Regions from separate parts of the Homo sapiens genome. Here region 1 is linked to region 2. A link is an interaction called in ENCODE POLR2A ChIA-PET data of the cell type or tissue named here. Cell type or tissue: PC-3. All regions are shown on one strand. Links, peaks and the distances in the headings refer to the core of each region. The heading gives the core; the rest is flanking DNA. Region 1 overlaps TBK1 (TANK binding kinase 1). Region 2 overlaps RASSF3 (Ras association domain family member 3).

The links. Peaks named below come from ENCODE experiments on the same cell type or tissue, not always from the same donor. Only the 100,000 strongest peaks of a DNase experiment are listed, where the experiment ranks them.
Region 1: POLR2A ChIA-PET joins it to region 2 with 16 read pairs; 8 of 35 experiments call an interaction of 5 or more read pairs at or near these places.

What each region holds. Positions count from the first base shown.
Region 1 is chr12:64,459,670-64,467,669 of GRCh38, forward strand. It overlaps TBK1 (TANK binding kinase 1), which reads left to right. Exons shown (of 21, transcript NM_013254.4): 3 at 520-660; 4 at 4,665-4,794; 5 at 7,232-7,413. Among named protein-coding and RNA genes, the nearest start is that of TBK1, 12 kb to the left of the region's middle. In PC-3, for the core only: no CTCF peak of the experiment used is centred there; no DNase peak of the experiment used is centred there.
Region 2 is chr12:64,643,330-64,659,885 of GRCh38, forward strand. The region is part of intron 1 of RASSF3 (Ras association domain family member 3); the gene reads left to right. Among named protein-coding and RNA genes, the nearest start is that of MIR548Z, 29 kb to the left of the region's middle. RefSeq lists an enhancer at 4,418-5,141 and a silencer at 9,016-9,193. In PC-3, for the core only: no CTCF peak of the experiment used is centred there; a DNase peak (open chromatin) is centred at 7,602; H3K27ac peaks cover 1,521 bases.

The DNA of each region.
Region 1 (8,000 bases), core at 1-8,000, 190 kb before region 2:
CCCTCCCCCACGTTGTCCTAGCTACAAAATAATTCTGAAAAGTTAACTGTATTACTTTGATATTCTTAATAAAAATCTCATAGGTGGAATATAGTGTTCAGTCTCTCTCTCCTGCTTTGATTAGTTTAAAATTATTAGGCCTTGGAGAAGCCCTTATGAGTTTCACTTTCTATTTCGTCTTTAAAAGATGATTTTGCTTTTGATACTATTATGGCTTTTATCTTCTGATGTGTGACTATTTTTGCCCCTACTGTATCCTCATGAAAGGTTTATTTATAATATGAAAGAAAATATCCATTTCTGAATTCCAAAAGGTGTAATTTGAAAGAAATGTTGAGCAGTTAATTGATTCATTTTAACTTTTTAGAAAAGTCAAAAGTCCTCATACAGATTCCCTGTGCCTAAAAGATGCATGATGTTCTGTAAGAAAATAAGTTGCAATAGCGAGTTCTAATGCTACCTTTTAATCTCTTTTACAATATTATGAATAAATAAAACATTTCTCTCTCTTTTTTAAAGAAAACTGGTGATTTATTTGCTATCAAAGTATTTAATAACATAAGCTTCCTTCGTCCAGTGGATGTTCAAATGAGAGAATTTGAAGTGTTGAAAAAACTCAATCACAAAAATATTGTCAAATTATTTGCTATTGAAGAGGAGGTAAGTAGTAAAACTTCAATCTTATATTTATTGTAGTTACGAGTCAAGAAATAGAACCTAATATTAAAAAATGGATTTTTTAAAAAACTGTTGAAAATTAGGGTTTGTACAACCAAATACTTTATCCTAAAGGATTCTTGAATATATAGAACAATAGAAATAAAATATCATAAAAATGGAATCAGAAACAGTAGTGTAAGAAATAAAAGGGGGCGGCCGGCTGCGGCTGGGTGCAGTGGCTCACACCTATAATCCCAGCACTTTGGGAGACCGAGGCAGGTAGATCATGCGGTCAAGAGATTGAGACCAGCCTGGCCAATGTGGTGAAACCCCGTCTCTACTAAAAATACAAAAATTAGCTTGGCATGGTGGTGCGCACCTGTAGTTCCAGCTACTTGGGAGGCTGAGACAGGAGAATTGCTTGAACCCAGGAGGCAGAGGTCACAGTGAGCTGAGATCGCACCACTGCACTCCAGCCTGGCAACAGAGGGAGACTCCATCTCAAAAAAAAAAAAAAAAAAAGAAAGGATCATTTGAGCTCAGGAATTCAAGAACAGCCTGGGCAACATGGCAAAACCCTGTCTCTGTAAAAAATACAAAAATTTGCCATGCATGGAGGTGTACGCCTGTAGTTCCAGCTACTCAGGAGGCTGAAGTGGGAGGATCACCTGAGCCTGAGAGGTCAAGGCTATGGTGAACCATATTGTGCCACTGTACTCTAGCATGGGTGATGGAGTGAGACCCTGTCTCAAAAAAAAAAAGAAAGAAGGAAATAAAAGGGTATTGAATATGGTTACCAGTATTATTACTAGAAAAAGAAAGGTAACAAGTTAAATCTAATAATTATAAAGAGAAAAAATAATTATAAAAAGAAAAAATCGAACTTTAAAAAAATAAAAATTTTGTATTTCATGAATAAAAATTTCAAGAGTCCTACAGTTTAAGATATGAAGTCCAATTATAAAAGAATTGATTTTTTTAAGGGGAAATAGTGGAATTAAGAATGTCATTAGGAAAAGTAATCTAGAAATAATGGAAATAGAAATTATTTTAATCCCTTTAAACATGAGCAATCAATAAAATCTTTGGGAAAAAATGTAGTTTATACTCTTTATCCGAGTGATTTTATTTTTAGTGATTATTTCTTAGGAAGTAATCAGAAATATAATTTTATGCATGAAGATGTTAATTGGCATCCTGTTTATAATAAAGAATGGTTAAATAAGTTGAATAAATTAGAATGTGTGGCAGATAGTTACCTGGAATTAGCCAAACTCAAGATTAAGAGCATAGCCTTCCACACTGCCAAGTCTGCTCAAGACTTTTGATACCAATTGCAAAGGAGTTTGGCAAACTGCACAGAGAGAACAGTTCCCACAAGATTACCCTCACATCATCCCAGCCGGCTACAAATGTGGGGGTTGCCCATGACACTCAGGTTTGGTAATTTGCTGGAATGTAGAAATGACTCACAAAACTGAGGAGAGTGCTATACTTATAATTACAGTTTTATTGTAGCAAAAAGATAGAAATTAGAACCAGCCAGAGGAAGAGACACAAAGCGTGGAATGTGGGAGGGTTCCAATCTTGAAGCTTCTTTGTCCTGAGGGACACATTACTCTCTCAGCATTGATGTATGACAGTATGCATGAAGTATTGCCAGTCAGGGAAGCTCACCCAAGCCTTTGGTGTCCAGGGTTTTTACTGAGGCTGGATCATTTATTGCCTGTATTGCTGACCTTTAGTCCCCAGCTCCTTCCAGAAGTTTGGGGTAATTCCTTTAGTCTCCATTAAGCCCCCATCCTAAATCATGCTGTGAGACTCTCCAGTGGCCAAAGCCCCCAGAGGAACAAAGACAGAAGTCTTGTTCTTTCAGATAGGACATTTTAGGGGCCAGAGATCACTGTCCAGTAGCCAAGGGCAAAGCCTGACTTCTCTTTGGGTAAAGTTAATTTTTTACCACACAATAGTTAAGTGGTAATGAAAAGAGATATTTACCAAAATTTTAATCTTCTTGGAACACCTTATATATGATGTTATGTGAGAAGAATCAGGATTAAAAATATATATGTAGTATGATCTTAACATATACAGTGTAATATGCAAACAGCATTATGTATCTATGACATTATTTCATCCATAGAAAAAAGACTGAAAGAAAATACGCCAAAATATTAATTCATTATCTCCAGGTAATGGAATTATGTATACTTCCCAAATTTTCAACAATCAACATACATTATCATTTAAAAGCAACAGTTTTTTTTTTCTACTATGATTATTTCTCTCTCTTTTTTGAAATGACTGCCAGAGAGTAATTTAAAATATTTTATAAAAGTGTTTTGGAGATATGTAGAAAAAAATTAGAAAAGAAACAAAGGATAAAAAGTTGGAGATGAATAGTAGATTTTAAGACTCATTCAGATTTTCAGATTCTGAAATTGTCATGCATCTTATAATCATTGTGTATATATAATTTGATGGTATTTCTTTTTCCCCGTAATGCTGTTATTAAATTGATGAAGCATTATAATCAATGGTACATTAAAATTAAGGTTTAAAACAAATCAGCATCTCAGATGCAAATGAGCAGACTGGAGCTTTGCTGCAAGAGGGACCACTCAGCTGTTCTGCTACCCATTTATTTTTAAGGATAGGACTCCATTCCTTGAAGTAACAGTAGTCATCATAAGAAAAATTTCATTTTAAGAGGTTAGAAGAGCTGTTGTCCTAAATGTACTGTTATACATAAGAAATTCAGCACTGGTGTGGTGACTCACGCCTGTAATCCCAGCACTTTGGGAGGCCGAGGTGGGCGGATCACGAGGTCAGGAGATCGAGACCATCCTGGCTAACATGGTGAAACCCCGTCTCTACTAAAAATACAAAAAAATTAGCCGGGTGTGGTGGCACTCGTCTGTAGTCCCATCTATTCAGGAGGCTGAGGCAGGAGAATGGAGAGTGGCGTGAACCCTGGGAGGCAGAGCTTCCAGTGAGCCGAGATCGCGCCACTGCGCTCCAGCCTGGGTGACAAAGCGAGACTTTGTCTCAAAAAAAAAAAAAAGAAGGAAAGAAAGAAATTCAAGTGACTGGGTGTGGTAGCTCATGCTTGCAATCCCAGCACTTTGGGAGGTTGAGGCAGGCAGATTGCTTGAGCCCAGAAATTCGAGACTAGCCTGGGCAACATAGTGAGACCCCGTCTCTACAAAATAATAGAAAAATTAGCCAGGCATGGTGGAGCATGCCCGTAATCCCAGCTACTTGGGAGCTGAGGCAGGAGAATCACTTGAACCTTGGAGGTGGAGGTTGCAGTGAGCCAAGATCGTACCATTGCACTCCAGTCTGGGTGACAGAGCAAGACTCTGTCTCAAAAAAAAAAAAAAAGAAAGGAATTTAAGATGATTTTAACAAAACCATTGTAACATTGTACCAATGATTTTGTAGTTCAGATTTAGCTACTTTTTACTGTGGTTTGTCTTCAAAAACAAATCCAACTTCTTCACCTAATAGGAATTTGGAAAATGTTAGTTTTTTTTTTTTGTTTTTTTTTTTTGAGATGGAGTCTCGCTCTGTCACCAGGCTGGACTGCAGTAGTGCAATCTCGGCTCACTGCAACTTCCGCCTCCCAGGTTCAAGTGATTCTCCTGCCTCAGTCTCCTGAGTAGCTGGGACTAGAGGCATGTGCCACCACACTCAGCTAATTTTTGTATTTTTAGTAGAGACCGGGTTTCAGCATGTTGGCCAGGATAGTCTCAATCTCTTGACCTCGTGATCCGCCCACCTCAGCCTCCCAAAGTGCTGGGATTACAGGCGTGAGCCACCACACCCGGCCGGAAGATATTAATTCTTATATGTGTATGTTCAACAGATACTGAATCTCAGGTGAAGCAAAGTGCCTTCATCATTGTAGCAAATCCTACATTTAAATGAAATCAGATAAGTACTGGCATATAATCAAAATTTATTTTTTATGTTGATTCCCAATCAATGATTTTTTTTTTCAGACAACAACAAGACATAAAGTACTTATTATGGAATTTTGTCCATGTGGGAGTTTATACACTGTTTTAGAAGAACCTTCTAATGCCTATGGACTACCAGAATCTGAATTCTTAATTGTTTTGCGAGATGTGGGTATGTTTGTTTATTTATATGATATCATTTGTATATAAAATTTAATAACAGAATTTTTAAAAAATATCTTCCATTCAAAACTGAAGACCTTTATGCAATGCTTCATTAGATATGACACCAAAAGCACAAATACCAGAAATACATAAATTGGATTTCATCAGCATTAAACATTTTTGGGCCTCAGAGGACATCAGGTAAGTGAAAAGACAGCCCATAGAATGAGAAAAAAATGTTTGTAAATCATACACCTGACAAGGGATTTTTATCCAGACAACTCAACAATAAAAAGCCAAATAACCCAATTTAAAAATGGGCAAAGGATTCGCATAGACATTTCTCCAAAGAAGATACACAAGTGGCTAACAAGTACATAAAAAAAAGCTCAACATTAATTAATTAATAACCGACATCATTGGTTATTAGGGAAATGCTCATCAAAACCACAATGAAATACCACTTTATACCAATGAAAATGACTAATATCAAAAAGACAAACAGGGCCAACCATGGTGGCTCACGCCTGTAATCCCAGCACTTTAGGAAGTGGAGGCCGGCAGATTGCTTGAGTCCAGGAGTTCAAGATCAGCCTGAGCAACACAGTGAGCCCCTGTCTCTACAAAAAATAAAATAAAAAATAGCCAAGCATGGTGGCATGCACTTGTAGACAGCTACTCAGGAGGCTGTGGTGGGAGGATCACTTGAGCCCAGGAGATTGAGGCTGCTGTGAGCCTTGATTGTGCCACTGCACTTCAGCCTGGGCAACAAAGCAAGACTATCTCAAAAAAAAAAAAAAAAAAAAAACAAGTGTTGGCAAGAATATGGAGAATTGGAACCCTGATACATTGCTGGTAGGATTATAAAATGATACAGCCATTCTAGAAAACAGTCTAGAGTTCCTCAAAAAGTTAAATATAGAATTATTTAACTTTTGACCAAATGACCCAGCAGTTCCACTGCTACGTATATACCCCAAAGAATTAACATATCCATATAAAAACTTGTACTCCAGTGTACTTAGCAGCATTATTCATAATAGCAAAAAAAAAAAAAGATGAAAACAGCCCAAATGTCCATCAACTGATGAACAGATAAACAAAAATGTGGTGTGTCTATACAATGGAATATTGTTTGTTTACAAAAAGATATGAAGTAGTTATATATGCTACAACATGGATGAACTTGAAAACATTATGCTAAGTGAAAGAAGCCAGACACAAAGGCTGCAATATTATATGATTCCATTTATATGAAATGTCAAGAATAGGCAAATCCATAGAGACAGAAAACAGATTAGTGGTTTCTGGGGGATCAGGAGAAGATGGAGTTGGGTATGAGTTGTCTTTTTGGTGTGACAAAAGTATTCTGAAATCAGTGGTGATGGTTGTATAACTCTGTGACCATACTAAAAATGACTGAATTGTACACTTTAAAAAGATGAATGTTATGTTTGAATTATATCTCAGTGAACCTATTTTTTAAAAAAAATACTGCAATCAAAGGAAATAACATCTTAAGAGAAATGAATCAAATATTTGAGGAATGGGAAAAAGTCAAGTGATAAGGTAAAAGGTTGGTGGGAATTCTTGAACTTGTCACTGGAAGCAGAGTGATTATTTAGGTGAGGATACAATGAGAGAGAAACAATATTACTAGTATGCTACAGCCTGTTTAATCAAATAGAAATTATAGATATGATGTCTTCCTAAGTGTATTGGTAGTCCTGAGTTTTAATAATTATACATTGATACCCCTAAACCTTTTACATATTTTGAATTTGAACATTCATCTATCAGCCCTCAAGCAAATGTATAAAGTTATCACTCAGTGACACTGTCAGTTAGACAAAATAGCTTAATTTCAGCAAAGTAGACAACTTTGCCCTTAAGAAAAAAGAAGAAAAAATGGGCTTTTTGGAATAGTGCCAAGCATATGAGAATACATTTTTACAGAAACAAGTTTGACACTTTGCTGTTTTTCTGTTTCTTTTTTGCTGTTTTACATATTGAGTTCAGTTTACTTTTAGGGAATTTTTTTTCCCAAGATAAAGAAATGTAAAACTCTGGTGAAAGATTGATATCTTTTTTGGGAATCTTTATTATTTTTATGTTTAAACAGATCACCCACATATATATAACCAAAGTAATTCAAGAAATCATATGCTTAAGACTGTTTTGTTACATTTTCCTGGTAGTACTTAAGAGACACTGGATTTTTCCTTAGACCACATTAATTTTTATCATTCTAAAACTTCTTATAACTAAAACATAACATCTTTTATATATATATATTTATTATCTATTCTTTGAGTAAAATTACTTTGAACCAAATTATGGAAAAATTTATATTAAGTTTGGGTGACTATATCAATGAATTTGAGACATGCACACATACACGTAAATATCTACATTATGACTTCTTTTGTTTTATATTGTTGAAGTGGGTGGAATGAATCATCTACGAGAGAATGGTATAGTGCACCGTGATATCAAGCCAGGAAATATCATGCGTGTTATAGGGGAAGATGGACAGTCTGTGTACAAACTCACAGATTTTGGTGCAGCTAGAGAATTAGAAGATGATGAGCAGTTTGTTTCTCTGTATGGCACAGAAGAATATTTGGTAAGTCATGTATCACTAATATTTTCATTTAAAGAAGCTTGATATATTGTAATTATAATTGGGTAATTGGTCAGCCAATTCACTATAAAATGTCATTTTTATGACAAAAATTAAATTTTCTATTCTAATGAATATGTGCAACATGGGAATTAGGTACTCGCTTCCAAGGGTGCTGTTATTTTTCTATTAAAAATTCTTGGAAGTTTTGTAGCACCCTTAAATTCTTTAGTTTTACTGATGCTATGGATCTAAATTAAAAGGGTCTGTTTTTTGATGAGCAGTCAGCATATTACAAGCTTGTTATAATACTGTTTTTTATATATTCATTATATTTATGAAACAGATAATTCTATTTGGGGGAGTTGGTTATTGAATGACGAAAAGGACCATTGTTAGAAACACACACACACAAAATGCCCCTGAGAAGATCTAACTTGAAATTTTAGAAAGCTAGAAAAGCTCTGTAGTTGAAAAAGTTTATGTAGGTGTGTTTTTGTAAAGTCAGTAAATATTTGAAATACTTAAGAAAATATACTTAAAAGTAAATACTTTTAACATGTAATCAGGAAGTTTAATATATATAGCTC
Region 2 (16,556 bases), core at 4,361-12,360:
GCACAGATACTCACAACATTTTTCAAATGGAAAAGAATTTTAAAACAGCATGTATAGAAGCCGGTGAGGTGGCAAGCACCTGTAGTCCAGCTGCATGGGAGACTAAGGCAGAACGACCGCTTGAGCCGAGGAAGGAGTTTGGGGCTGTAGTATGGGATGATTGTTCTTGTGAATAGCCACTGCATTCCAGCCTGGGCAACCTAGTGAGACCCCGTCTCTTAAAAAAAAAATAAAACCCCAAAACAAAAATAAACCAAAAACCCCAACAAAACAGCATGTATAATGTATCATTAAATATAAGAATAGGAAAAAAAAACCGGAATGATCTACTCTGGGTGATAGGACAATCTCTTTTGGCTTCTGTGTTTTTTCTGTCCTACAACTCTTCTGTTTTATAACTGAAAAAAATGTTTTGCATGTGAATTTTAGACTGGGGTCTTTGGGTAAAAGCACCTAGAGATTACTGGCAGGTTAATTCTAAAAAGGGCAATTTGTTTTTTCACTTTATCTCAGAGTTTCATTTGTTTCCCAGTGATTGACTAATTATTTTAACAAAGTAAAGCTTCATTGTTGTGTGTATGCAATTGAATCGAAAATATACTTTTCATACAAAGACAACTTCCTAAAGGTAAGTGTAAACTTGTATGTAGTTTGTTAATCTTATTGTGGTATTTTGTTTTTCTTAAACACAGTTTCCTGTTCTTTTGCTTTTGCATGTCAACATTGCTGAAAATAAATATTTTGCTCTGCAGGGATAGTAAGCCAGATGGAGTGGTATTTATAATTTGAGGAAATAGCTTAAACTTTGTCATCAGTTTAAATTGCATTAAAAAACCTGAAGCACATTGATTAGAGTTGTTTAAGGTAGAGAACCAGAAATATTCTAAATATCCTATGCCTAACCTGTCAAAACTGTTCCTGAAATATATAGAGAGGGAAAGAGTACCTGAGGAGCTCAGGAAGAGTGATGGCCTAGAGCGTAGCTTGAATTGAGCAGCAGAGGTTTCTCTGGAGTGTCCTGTATTATCTTAGGCAAATTTGTAGTCTTCTTAATAGTATCTGTTTACATATCAATATGTTTTCTGTCCAGGCAAGGTGGCTCATGTCTATAATCCCAGAACTTTAGGAGGCCGAGATGGGCAGATCACTTAAGCCCAGGAGTTGGAGACCAGCCTGGGCAACATGGAGAAACCCCATCTCCGCAAAAAAATACAAAAATTAGCTGGGCGTGGTTGCACATGCCTGTAGTTCCAGCTACCCGGGAGGCTAAGGTGGGAAGATCACCTGAGCCCAGGAGGTTGAGGCTGCAGTGAGCTGTGTTTGCATCACTACACTCCAGCCTGGGCAGCAGAGACCCTGTCTCCAACCAAAAACAAACAAACAAACAAAAATATATATAATGTATATGTATATGTGTGGTTTTCCTGTCAATTTTTAAGTAGAATGTCCTCAGATACATATGCCATGTTTATCCTGTTACTTCCAGGATACCTGGGAATACCCAGAGGTTTGTGTCTATGTTAGTGTGAGAAGCCCTAACACATTTTTGTGTAGAGACAGCAAAACCTGTCTCTACAAAATAAAAAATAAAAAAATTAGCTTAGCATGGTGCCGTGTGCCAGTAGTCCCAGCTACTGTGGAGAATCACTTGAGCCTGGGAGGTTGAGGCTGCAGTGAGCCATGATCACGCCACTGCACTCCAGCCTTGGTGACAGCCTGAGGACTTTCTTATGGATTAAGGTGGGAATTATTTATGGTTTGCATGCTGAGAGAGATTTTCTGAATTTTTTCAACAAATATTGAACACCTGCCAGGTTGTGAATTTTTGTGGAGTGGATCAAAAGGACTGAAGGAAATGAACAAATAATTTTGGCAAACCATTATTAAGTAATGAATATGTATTGTATTCATTAATTAATGTATTAAGTGATGAATATGTATTGAATATGTGTATCATCACAGTAACTCTATGAGGGAGGTTCTATTATCACCCTCATTTATAGGATAAAGTACATGAGAGATGAATTTATCCTTAAGAAATATTTTCACTTTGGTGAGGCATGGCAGCTCATATTTTCACTTTGGCGAGGCATGACACTTTGGGAGGCTGAGGTGGGAGGATGGTTTGAAGCCATGAGTTTGAGACCAGCCTGGGCAACATAGTGAGACCCTGTCTCTATCTTTTTAAATTATAAAATTTTAAAAATAAAGAAATTTTTTTTTATTTTGAGAAGTTTGTGTGCTTTAGGTGTGTATTCTGTTTCATTAAGCCAAAGTTTGTATTACTAGCCTTCTATCCTGTCTTCCCATCCTTACCAAAAAAAGAGAAAAAGAAAAATAGTTTTACTCCTGAGGTTAAGAATGGGGCATGTTGTATCAATGTTTATTTGTGTAGATATTCTTTTGAATTTTTAAAAATTGGGGTATCACTTATATACAATAAAATGCACAAATCTTAATTGTACAATCTAATGAGTCTCTATGTTTAACTACCACCCAGATGTAGAAATGCAGTACATTTCTGTTACCCAGGAAGGTTCCTATGTGACTGTTCACAATCAGTAATCTCCCCAGCCCTTGGCTAGAACCACTAGTCTGACTTTTATCACCCTGAGTTAATGTTGCCGCATCTTGAACTTCATATAAGTAAAATCATGCAGTATGCACTCTTGCAGCTGACATCTTTTGCCCAAGTCAGTGCCACACATTGAGATTCATCCATGTTATTGCATATATCAGTAATTCTTCATTGTTGTAAAATATTACATTGTTTGAATATATCATTATTTATCCATTCTCTTGATGAACATTTGGATTGTCAATCAGCTGCTTTGATCATTCTTGTAGAACGTGTCCTTTGGTGGACATAACCCTTCATTTTTCTTGGCTATATATATACCTAAGAGTGGAATTACTGCATTGTAGAGTAGGTGTATCATTGGCTTTAGTAGATATTACCAGTTTTCTAACTGTGTTAGACTGACGTACATGCCCACTAGCAATGGATGAGAGTTCTGTTTTCTCCACATCCTTGCTAACAGTCTCTTTAGTTGTTCCATTTTTAATTGTGTCTTCAAGTAGGAAGCACCCTCACTTACAGGAGAAAGGAACTCCCAAGGAAGTTTCTGATTAGTGCAAGTTGGGTGGGATGAAGATGAATAACCAATACATAGCCTAAAGCTTTGCTCAGCATCTTATTCAGATGTAGTATTTATTTCAATGACAACCAAAAATAATTTCTGAATGGACCCTCCCTACCCATCTACTGTAAGTTAACATTGTCCAAATTCTAGTCTAATTATGCTTATGTTCTTCTTCTCCCCTCTTATATTCATGCTGAAATATTAAAAAATCACTGCAAATTCCTATGGAAAACCTCATACTTCAAAAGGGATCAGTGTTTGGTTTCTCTCTCCATTTTTTTTTTTTTTCTGTTGAAATAGAGTGAAAGACCCAGGAATAATATGCCTGTGTGTACATTTTGCAGATCTGGTAATAATAACAACTGTAGCGGTTACTGAGGGCCTCCTCTGGGTCAGGCTCTGTGAGAAGTGATTTGTATTCCTTAGTTCATTTACTTTCTATCATGACCCAATAAAGTATATGTATCTTTGCTATCCCCATTTTATAGATGAAGAAGCTAAAGCTTTGAGAGGTTAAGTAATTTGCCCAAGTTTATCTAGCTAGTAAGTGCAGAAGCTAGAATTTTAATCTAGGTCTGTCTAACTACAAAGGATGGAATTAGGCCCCTTTCTTATGATTATTAATAAAAATGATCTCTATGTAGTTAGGATTTACTAACCCAATTTCTTTTATCTTTTAAACTGAGAATCCCTCCACCTCCTGGCACCCCAGTTCTGGTAAAAGATAAATGAAACCCATAGTTGTTTTTCTCAGCAAGGGTTTTATTTATTTATTTATTTATTTTATTTTTTTTAAGACAGAGCCTCACTCTGTCACCAAGACTGGAGTGCCGTGGCACGATCATGGCTCACTGCAGGCTCAGCCTCCCAGGCTCAAGTGATCTTCCTGAGCAGCTGGGATTGCAGGCACACACCACCATGCTCGGCTAATTTTTTTTTCTTTTTTTTTTTTTGGTGAGACGGGGTCTTGCACTGTTGCCCAGGCTGGAGTGCAATGGCATGATCTTGGCTCACTGCAACCTCCGCCTCCCGATTTCAAGTGATTCTCCTGTCTCAGTCTCCAGAGTAGCTGGGATTACAGGCATCCACCACCACGCCCGGCTAATTTTTTGTATTTTTTAGTAGAGACGGGGTTTCACCATGTTGGCCAGGCTGGTCTCGAATTCCTGACCTCATGATTTGCCCACCTCGGCCTCCCAAAGTGCTGGGATTACAGGCATGAACCACCGCGCCCGGCCCCGGCCTTGTATTTTTTTTTATAGAGACAGGGTTTTGCCCTGTTGCCCAGGATGGTCTCCAACTCCTGGGCTCAAGCAGTCCTCCCATCTCAGCCTCCCAAAGTGCTGGGGTTACAGGCATGAGCCACTGTCCCCAGCCTCCCAAGGTTGTTTTTAGGCCCTTTGAGGCTTATAAAATAGAATAAATGAGAAATAGGTCCAACCTTCAAGAGCACTGTGTATAGCACCCAAGATTAGAAATGCATATGTTCAGCCATGACATCTATGGAAAGTACAGAGGACAGGTCCTGAGGAAGTGCTGGGGCTGTTGGTGGTACCAGCCTTTGTGTAGCAGAAGATGTTTGAGCTGTGCTTTGCAAAGTGGCTGGATCATAGACATGTGAACACTAGGAGTTGGGCCAGTGGGTGGAGATAGAATTTGTGCCTCAAATTGCAGATACTTCTGTTTGGTGGGTACATGTGTGACAGGCATAAACTTAGTGAGTAGGTGGCCCCAGATTTGGACCAGGTCAGGGAGACTCTTGAATGTCAGGCCTTGTGGCCTTTTGAGGCATTTCCCGCTGGACGATTAGTTGGGCAGTGGTGTGGCAGCATGTGGAGGTGGAGAGGCTGATGGAGAACTTGCAGTAGGATGTCCATCATGTGGGACTGAAGGCTAGCTGGGAGGTATATCTGGGCTGGAGAAAATGGACATGGGACTCACAAAACTGGTTGTAGGAGCTATGGGAATAGACAGAGGCTCCCGGCTAGAGCTCTAGGGCATAGTGGGTTAACCAGCGGTGGGTGTGGTGTCAGAATCACTCATAAAGCTTTTTTTTTTTTTGAGATGGAGCACGTTCCTGGCTCACTGCAACCTCCACCTCCTGGATTCAAGCGATTATCCTGCCTCAGCCTCCCAAGTAGCTGGGACTACAGGCATGCGCCACAACACCCAGCTAATTTTTGTATTTTTAGTAGAGACGGGGTTTCATCATGTTAGCCAGGATGGTCTCGATCTCTTGACCTTGTGATCCGCCTGCCTCGACCTCCCAAAGTGCTGGGATTACAAGGATGAGCCACCAAGCCCGGCCAAGCTTCTTGTTTTTACATTGATTTTTTTTTTTTTTTTTTTTAGAGATAGGGGCTCGATCTGTTACCCAGGCTGGAGTGCAGTAGTACAGTGTTGGCTTACTGTAACCTCCAACTTCTGGACTCAGGTGATCCTCACCCCTCAGCCTACCGAGTAGCTAGGACTATAGGTGTGTGCCACCATGCCCGGCTAATGATTTAAAAAATGTTTTGTAGAGACAGGGTCTCATTATGTTGCCCAGCTGGTCTCAAACTCATGGCCTCAAGCGATCCTCCTGCCTTGGCCTCTCAGGGTGCTGGGATTAAAGTAAAGGAATGAGTCCAGCTACTCATACAGCTCTTGAAAACCCTCTGGCTTGGTCTGACCCTGGAGCTTCTAATTGGTGTTCTTGGGGTCTCAGCAGCCATCTGGGTTTTTTTTTTTCTTTTTTTGGGATGGAGTCTCGCTCTGTCGCCCAGGCTGGAGTGCAGTGGCGCGATCTCGGCTCACTGCAAGCTCCGCCTCCCGGGTTCACTCCATTCTCCTGCCTCAGCCTCTGGAGTAGCTGGGACTACAGGCACCCGCCACCACACCCGGCTAATTTTTCGTATTTTTAGTAGAGACAGGGTTTCACCGTGTTAGCCAGGATGGTCTCAATCTCCTGACCTTGTGATCCGTCTGCCTTGGCCTCCGAAAGTGTTGGGATTACAGGCATGAGCCACTGCGCCTGGCCAGCCATCTGGATTTTTAAAAGCACCTTGGCTTCTAGTGCATATTCTCTGCCCACTCTGCAGGTAAGAAGCAGTGAGGAAAATGGTCCTAGGGTACCCGGTTAGGACATAGTCATATCTCTGAGTTCTCAGGGAACTCAGGAAAAATCATGCCGTCTCGATAGCCAAGTTATCAGTGTCAAATGTCTCGAAAAGATCTTGTTTCCAAAGTCGTCATGCTTAACACTTCCAAAACAAAGAGTGTGCCAACTTCTTTGGGCAAGCCATTTGTGGGCAATTTTGAGGATCAGAAAAGCTCTTTGGTGAAATAAACTAAACGGTCTCCCTGAATAGCTTTCACAGTGTGGGCCTTGCAGGGAGCACAAGGCCAGCCCACCCTATACATGATATTCTTTACGATTATAAAGACACTTTTTACTGTTTCTCCCAGTTTTCCTTTTTCCCACACTAACATCCCCAGTATGCTCTTGTGTAGTTTTCAGAGCCTTTGTTATGATTCCCTCTGAACTGTTGCTCTTTGCCAGTATTGCTTTTCAAATAAGGCAACCCCAAATTTACGCACCAGCATTGTTTAGTGGGACCATTTATTTGTCTCTTGTCATGTAGATGATACACGCATGTATTTGCAGGGGCAGGGACAGGGGATCCCCAGTATAAACTTTAAATGTGCCTTTAATTCTATCTTGGATTCACCCTGTTTGAGCCTGTGATCTGGCTTACCCTCCCAGATGTCATTGGCCAATTTGATAAACAAATTCGATTATCTCCATGCCAAAGAGGAAGCAGTGCCTCAAGGCAAGCCTGAAGCAGCGCTGCCATGACAGGACCTTGACAGGTCCTTGATAGGACCTTTGTGCTGTGCTCAGTGATGACCTCAGTGATAGTTGTCCTCAGCCAGGAGGTGTTTCTTTTTTTTTCCTTTTTTTTTTTTTTTTTTTTTTTTGAGACAGAGTCTTGCACTGTTACCTGGGCTGGAGTGCAATGGTGCAAGTCTGGGTTCACTGCAACCTCTGCCTCCCAGGTTCACGGGATTCTTCTGCCTCAGCCTTCTAAGTAGCTGGGATTACAGGTGCGCGCCACCACACCCAGCTAATTTTTTGTATTTTTAGTAGAGACGGGGTTTCACTATGTTGGCCAGACTGGTCTCGAACTCCTGACCTTGTGATCTGCCCGCCTTGGACTTCCAAAGTGCTGGGATTACAGGCGTGAGCCACCGCGCCTGGCCGAGTTGTTTATTTCTAAAGGATTTTTAGGAGTCTTAAAAAAAGTCTTTTCCTGTACCTTAAACAATGGTTTCACTAAAGGGAATTGCTGTCTTAGATGTTTCGTGTTGAATCTTACACATTTTTGCCTAAGCTGTATCATCCTCATTGGAAAACCCTTGCACCGAGTATTTACTTTTAGTCACACTTTGCTATAAACTTTATGACTTGTGCATGCGCGATTGTATGGCTGGCTCTTTGCCTTTTGCCTCTACTGTGACCAACACTGATTTCTTACAGGCTTGTAAAGTGGTTTCCAAGATCTGTTTGCTGTGTGTGCTTGGCTGCATTTGATATAAATAGATTTGAGATTAGTGTTTGAAAGTGCCATATGACCATATACAGAGCTGACTTACTAAGGATATGTTACTGCATTTCAGACACATCTAGTAATAGAAAAATCAGTGTCTTAATGGGCTGTGCCTCTCTCGTGTCCCCTCTTTTAAAAAAAAATTTAGTTACAACTAAATGTCAGGAAATTTTGTAGCTTACCTAGTTTAAGTCCCAAGATATGTGGAGAGACAATAAAAATGATAATGACAATGGTGCCTGGAGATGCGTATGTTAACATATGTTAAGAAGTTATTTTTAAGGTTGCCCACTTAATGTTTTTGTTTTTATTTTTGAGATGAAGTCTCACTCTGTTGCCCAGACTGGAGTGCAGTGGCTTGATACTGGCTCACTGCAACCTCCAACCTCCCGGGTTCAAGTGATTCTCTTGCCTCAGCCTCCCATGTAGCTGGGATTACAGGCGCCTGCCACCACACCCGGGTGATTTTTGAATTTTTAGTAGAGGCAGTGTTTCACCATGTTGGCCAGGCTGGTCTTGAACTCCTGACCTCAAGTGATTCACCCTCCTCGGCCTCCCAGAGTGCTGGGATTACAGGCATAAGCCACCATGCCTGGCTGGTTGTTGTTGTTTTTGTTTGTTGAGACATGGTCTCACTGTTACCCAGGATGGAGTGCAGGGGTGCAGTCACAGCTCACTGCAACCTCGACTTCCCAGGCTCAGGTGATCCTTCACCCTCAATCTCCTGAGTAGCTGGGACCACATGTGCACGCCACCACACCTGGCTAATTCTTGCATTTTTCTGTAGACATGGGGTTTCACCATGTTGCCCAGGCTGTTCTCAGACTGGGCTCAAGCAATCCTCCTGCCTTGGCCTCCCAAAGTGCTGGGATAACAGACATGAGCCACCTCGCCCAGCTCCATTTAATGTTTAATTGTAGGCTTGGTGACTCTTATGTATTAATTACTAGATATTCTTATTTGGAATTATTAGACGTGCTAAGGCAATAATTTTGAAATTTACAACAGACTAGTTGGTGTTAAGGTGTTATAATAGATTACCATATTTTGCAATATATTGGTTATTTCCTTGTTGAATAGAGATGAGGAAGGATGGTATTTTGGCTCTAAATTAGAGGGCTGAGGTTCTAATGGCAAAATTAACATTGTAGTTTTACATTGCTTGAATAATGTAATCTTCTTAATAGATATTATACTTAATTTTGCTTTAAAGACAATGTTCATTGATAAACTTTCTGTATCTTTCAGTGTGTTCTGTAGCACAGTGCTTTCTTCATGGCCATCGCAGGTGTTTGGGCTTTTTTTTTAAACACGTCTGAGGACTGCAAAGGTGTTTTTTTCTCCCCCTCCCCCTCCCCCCCTCCTCTTTCTTACTTAGACTGTTGTTGTCCAGGCTGACCTCAAACTCCAGAGAGCCTCATGCCTCAGCCTCCTGAGTAGCTTGGACCAGGCTTGGCTCGAGGACTGTGATTTTATAGACATTGTTTCCATCCTGTAGAGGAAACAGATGGGTTAATTTAATTGTTCAGCTGGTGCTTGAGCACACTCTGGGAGTGTCCAATCCAGAGATGAATGAGGATTCTTGCTCTTAATTCAGTGTTGTTTTTTGCTTCATCTTGCTTCTAAGAGAGTTCCTTGAATATATGATGGAATTATGTAGTGGTTACTGCAGTAATCACACTCTTATTATTTTCTAATTATGTGGAACTTGGGAAATGTTGATTTTGTTTCAGTATATGATTTGCAGTATAATTCTATTTACATGTAAAATCTTGTCTGTGTTAGTTTGCCTTGACAAAGCACCACAAACAAGGCAGCTTAAACAACAGAAATGTGTTGTCTCACAGCTCTGGGGGCTATAAGTTCTGGATTAAGATGTTGGCAGGGTGGCTTCCTTCTGAGGGTTAGGAGGGAAGGATCTGTCCCAGGCCTCTCTCATTGGTTTATACATGATTGTCTTCACCCAGTATCTTTACGTCATCTTCTCTCTGTACATGTCTGTGTCCGAATTTCCCCTTCTCTTTTGAGATAGGGTCTCACTGTGTCACCCAGGTTGGAGTACAGTGGTGTGATCATGAATCGTTGCAGCCTTGATCTTCCAGGCTCAACTGATCTTCCTGCCTCAGCCTCCTGAGGTAGCTGGGACTATAGGCATGTGCCACCAGGCCTTGCTAATTTTTTTATGTTTTAAAATTTTTGTGGAGATGGGGATCTCACTGTATTGCCCTGGCTGGTCTCAAATTCCTGACCTCAAGTAATCCTCCCACTTCAGCCTCCCAAAATGCTGGGATTACAGGCATGACTGACCCATCACACCTGGCCTAATATCCCCTTTTCTTAGGGACATCAGTTATATTGCATTAGGAACCATGCTGATAGCCTTAACATTTTAACTTGATGACCTCTATAAAGACCCTGTCTCCAGAGAAGATCACATTCTGAGTTATTGGGAGTTAGGACTTCAACATATGATTTTTGGGAGGACACAAATCAATATTCAGCAGTATCTTTTTTTTTTTTTGAGACTGAGTCTTGCCTTGTTACCCAGGCTGGAGTGCATTGGCGCAAACATGGCTCATTGGAGCAGCCTTCACCTCCTGGGCCCAAGTGATCCTCCTGCCTCAGCTTCCCTAGTAGCTGGCACTCCCATGTCAATTAAAATTTTCTGTAGAGATGGAATCTTACCGTGTTGCTTAGGCTGGTCTTGAATTCTTGGGCCTTAGCAATTCTCCTGCCTTGGCCTCCCAAAGTGCTGGGATTACAGCGTGGGCCACTGCGCTCAGCCCTTAACGGTGTCTTTAACAGCTCTCCAGTAGTGTATCTAGAGAGCACTGCCTGCGGGATGGTGGCCATGGGACCCAGCTTGGAGGCTGGCCCTCAAGAATCACCGGGTTGGTGGTGGGCTGTTAGTGGATCCCCTTCTCCATGGGGCACAGGCAAGTCTGGTTTGGAAAAGGATGATGTTGCTTCAGTGTCAGTTTGCCAGTTTTTCCTCTGTTCTCCCCACTCTGATTCTGACTAGAATTAATTTGGTAGCACTGAGAAGAGTCATTTCTACTTTGGCACAGTAATCTTGCCCATAATCTGACTAATTTTTATTTTTATTTTTTTGAGACAGAGTCTTGCTCTGTCACCCAGGCTGGAATGCAGTGGTGCAATCTCGGCTCACTGCAACCTCTGTCTCCTAGGTTCAAGAGATTCTTCTGCCTCAGCCTCCTGAGTAGCTGGGATTACAGGCATGCACCACCACGCCCAGCTAATTTTTTTTTTCTTTTGCTATTTTTAGTACAGATGGGGTTTTGCCATGTTGTCCAGGCTGGTCTCGAACTCCTGACCTCAAGTGATCCGCCCGCCTTGGCCTCCCAAAGTGCTAGGTTTAAAGGCATGAACCACTGCCCCGGCCCCATAATCTGCCAAATTTTAGTTAAAACTCTGTATTCCACTTAGAACTAATTCACCGTGGCTGGGCACGGTGGCTTCTGCCTGCAATCTCAGCATTTTGGGAGGCTGAGGTGGGTGGATCGCTTGAACCCAGGGGTTTGAGACCAGCTTGGGCAATATAGTGAGACCGTGTTTCTTTGCGGGGGGGGGGGGGTGGGGGGAAGCCAGCCTGGCCAACATGGTGAAACCTCATCTCTACTAAAAATACAAAAATTAGCCACGTGTGGTGGCACACACCTGTAATCCCAGCTACTCAGGAGGCCTTGGCATGAGGATCCCTTGAACCTGGGAGGCGGAAGTTGCAGTGAGCCGAGATCATGCCACTGCACTCCAGCCTGGGTTGACGGAACGAGACTCTGTCAAAATAAAATAAATAAAATAAAATACAATGTAAAATAAAATAAAATAGAATGAATTCACTGATAAAGTTGACTTCTCTCATCTCCAAGTAAATGATTTCATTTTCTCCTTTGTTCCTTGCATGTATGCTGTGATTTACTGACTATCAAGAACTCATTACACCAGTACGTATCCCAAGACAAATCAGCTCCAAAGTGGAGTGAGTGCAAGGGGAGAGCTTTAATTCAAAACTGCTTTATGGAGGAAGTACAGGTTTTCCTCTAAGCTGCACTGTTATAGATCTGTAGAAGTTTTAAATCCATGTAATGCTCATCAGTTTTTAGTTTAGTATTTAGCTGTCTGTGATGATAAGTAAATAATTTACCTTTTTGAAGGCCTGTGATATACTGTGTCTTCATTGCTTCATTTAAGAGGATGCAACATCAGGATTTTCAAAAATACACATAACGAAGTGTTGTGTAATCGTCTGTACATGGTTTCTTTGATAAGAGAGAGGCAGGAATCTGCGTAAAGCAGGTGTACAGACATAGTTTGCCCATGAGACAGCAAGAAGAGCCCTGATGTCCTAAAGGAGAGCCCTCTCCTGAAATGCATAACATACATATATATTTTTTTTTCCTTTTTTTCAAAAAATAGAGACAGGGTCTCAGTATGTTGCCCAGGCTGTCTCAAACTCCTGGCCTTAAGTGATCCTCCTGCCTCGGCCTCCCAAATTATTGGGATTACAGGTGTGAACCACCATGCCTGGTCTTGAAATGCATATCTTAGTCACTGTTACTTCTTTTAAATTGTTTTAATTGTATAAGATAAAAACCAAAACAAACAAAAAAAATGCTACCATTTCAGGAGCATACATCTAGTCTTAAAAATATCATAAATTTGGGCCGGGTGCAGTAGCTCACGCCTGTAATTCCAGCACTTTGGGAGGCCGAGGCGGGCGGATCACGTGAGGTCAGGAGTTCGAGACCAGCCTGGCTAACATGGTGAAACCCTGTCTCTACTAAAAATATGAAAATTAGCCGGGCGTGATTGTGGGTGCCTGTAATCCTGGCTACTTGGGAGGCTAAGGCAGGAAAATTGCTTAAACCCAGGAGATGGAGGTTGCAGTGAGCTGACACAGTGCCACTGTACTCCAGCTTGGGCAACAGAGTGAGACTTTGTCTCAGAAAAAAAAAAAAAAAAAATTATAAATCCTTTTTATTCCCCTAACTTGGATCTCAGGTTAATTGGGATATGCCTAATAACAAAATTTCTGAACATGAGGTTTACTAGAAAGAATTATTTTTTAGATTATTTGTGATATATGTATATATGCATTTGATAGTAGTGGATGTGTTTATTGGACTCTTAAGTACTTGCTATGTACTGTGGGACATGTAGGAGTATATGAATATTTGTCAGCTAGATTATAAAGCTTAAAAACATATTATTGGGCAGGAGTGGGCTATGGGGCTGTGACTACTAGTGGGCCTGGGGTTTCTTTGTGGGTTGATGAAAATAGAGATGGTTGTGCAACTTTGTGAATATAGTAAAACCATTTAATTGTATACTTATGGGTGAATTTTATGTTATGTGAGTTATATCTCAGTGATGCTTAAAAAATGCTGTTAATGAATTTGCAGTGCTGAAAAGATTCCAAAGTTGTGATTCTCTACCTTTTTCTGTTCTCCAGATCTCCCAAAGCAGTTGCAGTGAAAGATAAAGAACATCAAACACTCTTATCTTCTGGTGGTGGGGAAATGCTGAGTGGCCCTGACTTTGTGCAGTGAAAGTTGTTTACACAAGCCTGAGTCTATAAACTCAGAGATAAAAAAAATCACACCAGGCTGAAGCCCCATCAGGCAAAAACCTACCAGAGAAATGGGCCTGCCCGTCTGATGGAATATCTGGGATTTCCTGATGTTGGTCCCTTAATTTGTGGACCATTTTAGGCTGTCATTAAAGTAGCAGTCTAAAGTAAGAGAAAAATTCTGACATGGAATAATGTGGATGAATCTTGAGGACATTACATGAAATAAGCCAGTCACTAAAAGGACAAATACTGTATGATTACAATTGCATGAAGTGCCTAGAGTAGCCACATTCATAGAGACAAAGTAGAATGGTAGTCACAGGGAAATAGGGAGTCAGTGTTTAATAGTATAGTTTCTTTTTTTTTTTTTTTTCAGACAGAGTCTTACTCTGTCGCCCAGGCTGGAGTGCAATGGTGCTATCTTGGCTCACTACAGCCTCCATCAACCAGGTTCAAGCGATTTTCTCCTGCCTCAACCTCCCTTGTAGCTGGGACTACAGGCCCACGCCACCACGTCTGGCTAATTTTTGTATTTTTAGTAGAGTTGGGGTTTCGCCACGTGGGCCAGGATGGTCTCGAACTCCTGACCTCAAGTGATCTGCCCACCCGCAAAGTGCTGGGATTACAGGGGTGAGCCACCACGCTGGGCGATACAGAGTTTCAGCTGGGGAAGGTGAAAAAGTTCTGGAGATGGATGGTAGTGATGGTTCCACAATATTGTGAATGAACTCAGTGTCAAATAACTATATACTGAAAAATGATTCAAATGGTAAATTTTATGTTGTGTTTAATCACAATAAAGTAAATTTTTAAAAAGTAAGAGTAGTAAAATCACTTTGATGAAAAGAAAGGGTGGGACCAGGGTATTTGGATTGTCTACCAGGCCAGGCACCCTTTTCAGTGGTCTTGCCTCTGTGCCTGCCTTCTGAGTGTGAGGAGGATGATGAGGATGCCCAGGGCAGGTCTCTGCCTGCTCCCTTCGTTCTGGTCCTTCCACCAGTCACCCATGGAGCATCTCTTGTGTTTCAGAAATGCCAGTGCCTTGGCACAGGAGCAGGATAAAACTGTGCCCCCAAGGCACTTTTAATCCAGAGGAAGGTTGGCAAAGATACATTTGCTTGAAAAATATTGTCAGGGCCAGGTGTGTTGGTTCACACCTATAATCCTAGCACTTCCCAGTACTTTGGGAGGCTGAGGCAGGAGGATCACTTGAGCTCAAGGAGTTCAAGACCAGCCTGGGCGAGACCTCATCTCTACAAAACTTCAAAAAAAATTAGCCAGACATGGTGGTGCAGGCTGAGGTGGGAGGATCATTTTAGCCCAGGAAGTTGAGGCTGCAGTGAGCGTTGATTGTGCCACTGCACTCCAGCCTGGGTGACAGAGCGAGACCCTGTCTCTAAAAAATAAATAAATTGTCAGGTTGCGTTATGCTCCCCTGTGGTAGAAGTGTGGGTGGTGTTATTTAGGTAGTACTTGGAGAGTGCCCGTCAGATGTCTGGAAACCTAATTTAAAGTAGTAAAATCAACACGTGGGTGAGACTTGATACCCACAGACATATTTTTTTTTAAAGCTAGAGTGTCTCTAAAAGAATGAGACTTGTTTATAGCCTAAAAATTCTCCATGGAATGAAGATCCTCCTGGTGCCAAAGGAACTGTGTGCTTTTGGTGAGGAGCCCATCAGCATGAGGTTTTCCACTGACTACGGTTTCCCAAGGCAACTTAAGAGACATAGTCAAGGCCTTAAGGAATTGATGGGCCAGCCATGGAGGAGACTCAAATACAAACACAATGTTTTTGCGCTTTGTAAGCATGGTTATGGAGCACTGTCTAAACTAGTGAAAGTAAATTTAATAAGAAGGAATTACGGCAGGCACAGTGGCTCATGCCTGTAACCCCAGCACTTTGGAAGGCTGAGGCGGGCGGATCGCTTGAGGCTGAGAGTTCAAGACCAGCCTGGACAACATAGTGAAACCCTGTCTCTACTAAAAATACAAAATTATCCAAGTATGGTGGCATACACCTGTAGCCCTAGCCACTTGGGAGGCTGAGGCATGAGAATTGCTTGAACCCAGGAAGTGGAGGTTGCAGTGAACTGAAAGTGAAACTCTATCTCAAAAAGAAGAATGAATTATGCTGGGCATGATGGCTCACGCCTGTAATCCCAACACTTTGGGAGGCTGAGGCAGGAGGATCACTTGAGCTCAAGGAATTTAAGACCAGCTTGGGCAACATAGCGAGACCCCTGTCTCTACAGAAAATAAAAAATTAGCCAGGTGTGGTGATGTACACCTGTAGTCCCAGCTACTCAGGAAGCAGAGGCAGGAGGATATCTTGAGCCCAAGAGTTTATTAAGGCTGCAGTGAACCATGATTGTGCCACTGCACTCCAGCCTGAGCAACAGAAAAAAGAACAAATTGTGGAAGAGACATGTTAAAGTCCAGTGGGTCAGTGACCAAGAGCCCAGAGACTCTAGTTTCAAACATACACATTCCATGGTCCTGCCTGTGTTTTTAGACAGATCATTCTCAGAGGCAGCCTTCATCTGTTAAATAAATTCTTTACTTGGTGGGAGGAGGTGAGAGAGAGGTGGAGTCAGAGGTGAAGTGTGGGGATAAGGATGTGATATTTTTAGCACAGTTTGAGATATAAAGTAATTTCCTGATAAGATTATTCTTCTCCTAAATGGAACCTGTACTGTCCTCATTCTCTTACTAATGACAAGGTCAGAGCAAACCGACAAACATGGAAGAACAGGGTTCCTAGCCCTGGTGGTGAATTCCGAGGCGGTCTGAGCATACTCCAAAAAGTTGGCTTTAGGATACAGAGGGGTCCATTTTTGTGGACTGCTTTATTTTGGTTCAAGGGTTGTCTGTGAATTTTACAATAAATCAGAGTCTTTGTTTTCCTATTGCTGAGGGAGGGGAGGGAGAGGTTTGCAACAGTCTATTAATAGAATATAGCATAATTTGAAAGGAAATGTAGAAAAATCAAATGCTAATAATAATAATATTGCTGGGCATGGTGGCTCATGCCTGTAATCCCAGCACTTTGGGAGGCTGAGGTGGGCAGATCTCTTGAGATCAGGAGTTTGAGACCATCCTGGCCAACATGGTGAAACCCCATCTCTACTAATAATACAAAAATTAGCTGGATGTGGTGGTGCATGCCTGTAATCCCAGCTAGTCGGGAGGCTGAGGCAGGAGAATCACTCGAACCTGGGAAGCGGAGGT